2 separate regions of the Homo sapiens genome follow, and region 2 is linked to region 1. Evidence: read pairs that join two places in POLR2A ChIA-PET (ENCODE). Cell type or tissue: OCI-LY7. All regions are shown on one strand. Each heading gives the region's core, and the rest is flanking DNA. Links, peaks and the distances in the headings are about the cores only.

What was found. ChIA-PET counts read pairs that join two places held together with the same protein. Peaks named below come from ENCODE experiments on the same cell type or tissue, not always from the same donor. Only the 100,000 strongest peaks of a DNase experiment are listed, where the experiment ranks them.
Region 2: POLR2A ChIA-PET joins it to region 1 with 11 read pairs; 4 of 35 experiments call an interaction of 5 or more read pairs at or near these places.

What each region holds. Positions count from the first base shown.
Region 1 is chr12:109,891,790-109,894,598 of GRCh38, reverse strand. It overlaps a transcript of TCHP not described here. Among named protein-coding and RNA genes, the nearest start is that of TCHP, 7.1 kb to the left of the region's middle. RefSeq lists a silencer at 2,722-2,781. In OCI-LY7, for the core only: no CTCF peak of the experiment used is centred there; DNase peaks (open chromatin) are centred at 1,178 and 1,648; H3K4me3 peaks cover 395 bases; H3K27ac peaks cover 951 bases.
Region 2 is chr12:110,131,644-110,134,452 of GRCh38, reverse strand. IFT81 (intraflagellar transport 81) reads right to left here. Exons shown (of 19, transcript NM_014055.4): 5 at 1,817-1,906. Among named protein-coding and RNA genes, the nearest start is that of IFT81, 8.7 kb to the right of the region's middle. In OCI-LY7, for the core only: no CTCF peak of the experiment used is centred there; no DNase peak of the experiment used is centred there.

The DNA.
Region 1 (2,809 bases), core at 162-2,661:
AGATGGGGTTTCTCCATGTTGGTCAGGCTGGTATTGAACTTCTGACCTCAGGTGATCTGCCCACCTCGGCCTCCCAAAGTGCTGGGATTACAGCCATGAGCCACTGCACCCGGCCTTTTTTTTCTTTTTTTTTTTTGAGACGGAGTCTTGCTCTGTTGCCCAGGCTGGAGTGCAGTGGCACAATCTTGGTGGCTCACTGCAAGCTCGGCTTCCCGGGTTCACACCATTCTCCTGCCTCAGCCTCCTCAGTAGCTGGGATTACAGGTGCCCACCACCACGCCCGGCTAATTTTTTTGTATTTTTTAGTAGAGATAGGGTTTCACCGTGTTAACCAGGATGGTCTTGAACTCCTGATCTCGTGATCCGCCCGCCTCGGCCTCCCAAAGTGCTGAGATTACATTTTTTTTTTTTTTTAAGACTGAGTCTCACTCTGTTGCCCAGGCTAGAGTACAGTGGTGTAATCTTGGCTCACTGCAACCTCCACCTCGTGGGTTCAAGCGATTCTCCTGCTTCAGCCTCCCTGAGTAGCTGAGATTATAGGCACCTGCCACCATGCCTGGCTAATGTTTGTATTTTTAGTAGAGATGGCATTTCACCATAGTGGCCAGGCTGGTCTTGAACTTCTGACCTCAAGTAATCCACGTGCCTCAACCTCCCAAAGTCCTGGAATTACAGGCATGAGCCACCGTGCCTGGCCTCCAATAAAGTCTTTAGCCCATATTTCTCTCTCTCTCTGTCCCCATTGGTTAAGCACACATGTCCCAAATAGCTTCCCATTTCCATTGGCTATGCAAACCCTGCTCGCTGCTCTCTGGATCTGTGAGTAATAAACTGCTTCTGCTATTTTTGTTGAGTTGCTCCCTCTGTGTTTCACTCGACCAACACACCTGAACTCAATGCTCACCCCTCCCGGTCAGGCTCTCCTAGAGAGTGGCTGTCTTGTTTGGAATAAACTGGATATAGGTGAAACAAGAGCCACAAGGGCATCAGCCGATCTCAACATGTTTCCTGGGAGAAGGACACCTGGTCATGGGTCATGGGACACTTTGGCATTAGGCAAGCCACCAGCATAAAGAAGTATCCTGTGAAAGACACATGATAAACATCCAACTTCCTCCCCAGAGCTAGAGTTCTCTCTGGGGACTGGGCCCAAGAGCAATCCTTGGTGACAAGATGCCCTGCTGGATCTGATGCTCACAATTTTTTTTTTTTTTTTTTGAGAAGGAGTTTCACTCTTGTTGCCCAGGCTGGAGTGCAATGGTGCAGATCTCAGCTTAATGCAGCCTCTGCCTCCCAGGTGCAAGCGATTCTCCTGTCTCAGTCTCCTGAGTAGCTGGGATTACAGGCATGCACCACCACACCCAGTTAATTTTGTATTTTTAGTAGAGACCATGTTTCACCATGTTGGCAAGGCTGGTCTTGAACTCCTGACCTCAGGTGATCCACCCACCTCAGCCTTCCAAAGTGCTGGGATTACAGGCATGAGCCACTGCGCCCGGCCTGATGTTCACAATTTAAGACCACAGGTTCCAGCTTGCTGAAGCTCACCCCACCCAAAGCCCTTGCTTTATAGAGGAGGAAATGGGGGCTCAGAAATGGGGAGTGTGTGCCTAAATGAGGTAAGTGGCAGAGCCAGCGTGATAGTGAAAGCAGCTGGTAGACTCCGTGTGTAGAGGCAGAAACTGAAGCCACAAAGAGGAGGAGACTCAGCCAACACCTGCTTACCAGTTACTGAACCTTGATTGTCCTGTTCCTGGGTGACCACCTTCATCCTCACAGTGTCTCTAGGAGTATGAGTTAGAGTAACCCCACTGAGGCTTAGAGTAGTTGGGCAGAGCACTCTGATGGTCTTTACAGTGCATCAGGGTTCCCATCCCAAATCCCGCACCAATTCCCTTCTGCTGGGGTGTCAGGTATGGGGCACAGTCCACCAAAATGGGGCATCAGGTCAGTCCTGTGTTTTCTGTGACTTTCCTGCCCACAGGCACCCACTGGCCATTCCTGGATGACAGACAACCTCTACTTCCTAAGTCCCAAAGTTCAAGATGACTGGTAGACCACATCAGAGCAGTTCCATCATCTTCTCAGCCTTGAACCTTCCATGGCTCCCCATTTCCCTTGGCATGAAGCCCATACCACTGTGTCCAGCCTGGTCTGGTCCCCTGCTGACATCACTGGCCACACTGGTCATTTCTTTATCTCTCACCACCACCTTTCCTGCTATGCTGTTCCCTCTGTCTGGAAGACCCTTCCCCTCTGCTAACTCCTACTCAGACTTCAGGATCCCAGTGTAAATGTCCCTTCCTTGGAGAAGCCCTCCTGATTCCCTCTGACCAGGTCACTTGGTGTCAGGACATACTGTATTTTTCTTCCATAGCTTTCATTGAAGCATTAAATAAATGATTTTTTTTTGAGATGGTATCTTGCTCTGTTGTCCAGGCTGGAGTGCAATGGCACAATCTCAGGTCACTGCAACCTCCACCTCCTGGGTTCAAGCAATTCTCATGCCTCAGTCTCCTGGGTAGCTGGGACTACAGGCATGCGCCACCACGCCCAGCTAATTTTTGTATTTTCAGTAGAGACAAGGTTTCTACTGAAACCTTGAGTAGAAACTTTGAGACAAGGTTTCTACTTGCTGAGGCAGGTGGATCACCTGAGGTCAGGAGTTGGTAACCAGCTTGGCCAATATGGTGAAACCCCGTCTCTACTAAATATACAGAAATTAGCAGAGCGTGGTTGTGCATGCCTGTAATCCCAGCTACTCAGGAGGCTGAGGCAGGAGAATCATTTGAACCTGAGAGGCAGAGTT
Region 2 (2,809 bases), core at 230-2,729, 240 kb before region 1:
ATAAAGACTTCAAAAATAAACTTCCTTCCTGTTAACCAGCTTCATAGTATTTTGTTATAAAAACAAACAAATAAAAAAACTCCTTCCTAAATCTAAAAAACTAATAGCTTAAATATCGCAGTAATAGTAAAGGTAAAATATACACGGTAGTCAGTATTGACAGAATTTGGAAAAATGGGCACTCTTACTCATTACCGATAGCACTGTACTGAAGAACAATATCAAAAGTCTTAAAATATAGCCTGGCCAACATGTTGAAATTTTGTCTCTACTAAAAATACAAAACTAGCCAGGCGTGGTGGCAAGTGCCTGTAATCCCAGCTACTTGGGAGGCTGAGGCAGGAGAATCGCTTGAACCCAGGAGGTGGAGGTTGCAGTGAGCCAAGATTGCGCCATTGCACTCCACCCTGGGTGACAGAGTGAGACTCCGTCTCAAAAAAAAAAATCTTAAAATAAATGTTCATCCCTTCTAGCCCAGTAATTTTATATCTGATGATTTGTCCGAATAAAACATTCATGAAAAGACATCCTCTGTAAAGATTCTCATTAATGCAAGTTACATCTACAATTTGGAAATGACCAAAATGTATGAGGATTGTTAAATAAATCACCACATAATACAATGAAAGTCATTAAAAATCATGCAGAAGAATGTTTAATGACATGAGAAAAAGTCATGAAATGACATTAATTGAAAGAGGCGGATTACAACATTTATCTACAGAATACCAAGAAAAAGATTTAAATATATTTATCAAAATGTCAACCATAGTTGTCTCTGGAGAACGAGATTATGAGTGAATTATTTTTTCTTTTCTTTTTTTTTGAGACAAGTTCTCACTCTGTCACCCAGCTAGAGTGCAGTGGTATGATCATAGCTCACTGCAGCCTTGAACTCCCAGGCTCAAGTGATCCTCCTGCCTCAGCTTCCTGAGTAGCTGGGACTACAGGCGTGCACCACCATGCCTGGCTAATTTGTTTTTTTTTTTTTTTCTGGAGACAGAATCTTGCCATCATGCCCAGGCTGGTCTCAAACTCTTGGGCTCAAATGATCCTCCAGCCTCGGCCACCCAAAGTGTTTGGATTACAGGCATGAGCTACCATGCCTGGCCTACTAAAGTATTCTTGAACATATGCTTTGTAGAAAATTTAGAAAATATGATTAAACAAGAAATAAAGGCTAGGTGCAGCAGTGGCTCATGCCTATAATCCCAGTACTTTGAGAGGCCAAGGTGGGAGGATAGCTTGAGCCCAGGAGGTCAAGACCAACCCGGGCAACATGGCAAAATCCCGTCTCTACAAAAAAATACAAAAATTAGCTGGGCATGGTGGCGCATGCCTGTAGTCCCAGCTACTCAGGAGGCTCAGGCATGTGGATCATTTGAACCTGGGATGTCGAGACTGTAGTGAGCTGTGATCACACCACTGTACTCCAGTCTGAATGACAGAGTGAGACCCTGTCTCAAAAAAAAAAAAAAAAAAGAGAGAGAAAGCTTTAGTAATAATGAATAAATTAAAATATAGACTCTAGGTTCTTGTCATTATTCTGGTTTACTTACAGGACATAATGGAGGAATAGTAGATGGACATATATCACTCTTCTTCCGTACTGTAAGTAACTACTCATCGTGAATTTACCCCAGTCTCATCAATTTCATCAGTAAGGAACTACCAAAGGTCCCCCCACAAAGTAAAATGTGCCATTTGCTATCACTAGTCTCCATATAGTCTTAAGACTCATACTGAATTAATAAAATGCTAAATCCAATATTATTCAAATCCCAAAAAAATTGTTACTATGTTTTCTTTCCTTTACCTTTCTTATTTCTGCTGTAGAAAATCCAGATATCTTGAGCTGCTCATATTCTTTATGCAAAGTTTTAAAGGCTTCCATTAACTCTTCATACTAGAAGAATAAGTTAAGAAATTATAAACTAATAACTAGATCCAGTAGAGTTTTCTTTCTTTCTTTCTTTCTTTTTTTTTTTTTTTTGAGACAGACTCTTGCTCTGTCGCCCAGCCTGGAGTGCAGTGGCACGATCTCGGCTCACTACAACTTCCGCCTCCCAGATTCAAGCGATTCTCCTGCGTCAGCCTCCTGAGTACCTGGGATTACATGCGCGCGCCACCACGCCCGGCTAATTTTTGTATTTTTAGTAGAGACGGGGTTTCACCATGTTCAGGCTGGTCTCGAACTCCTGACCTCATGATCCATCCGCTTTGGCCTCCCAAAGTGCTGGGATTACAGGCGTGAGCCACCGCGCCTAGCCATAGAGTTTTCTTAATCAGGTTATCTATTAACTTACAGCGATTACTTAAGTCATTGTAAGAACAGCATTAAAAACACAAAAACACATCCTTATACATTTATATAGGGTACAAAAAAGTACATCTCTACCATCTTAACACTAAATACTTCTCTATCTTCATTTCTGGTTACTTTCCTGCTTCACACTCTACACTAGCTATGTTGATGTCTGAGTTCCTGAACATTCCATGCTCTCACGTCCAGCTTATACATCTATGACTCCCTCACCCATAACTTAAGCAACTCCTTTTCATCCTTCAAGTCTTCACATAGATTCTACTATTCTCAGAGAAGCCTTCTCTGGCCCTTTATCTATCCTATCAGAGTAGATATCATGTACAATTATAACTGACTATTATAATTTTCTGTCTGTCTCCCTCCATCATATAGTGAGAGCCAAGAGGAAAAGAATCATATTCATTGTGTACACCCTTGTATCCCTAGGGCCTAGCACAGTGCATAACCCATGGAGGTGTTTAATATAAAGTAGTTGAATGGGCC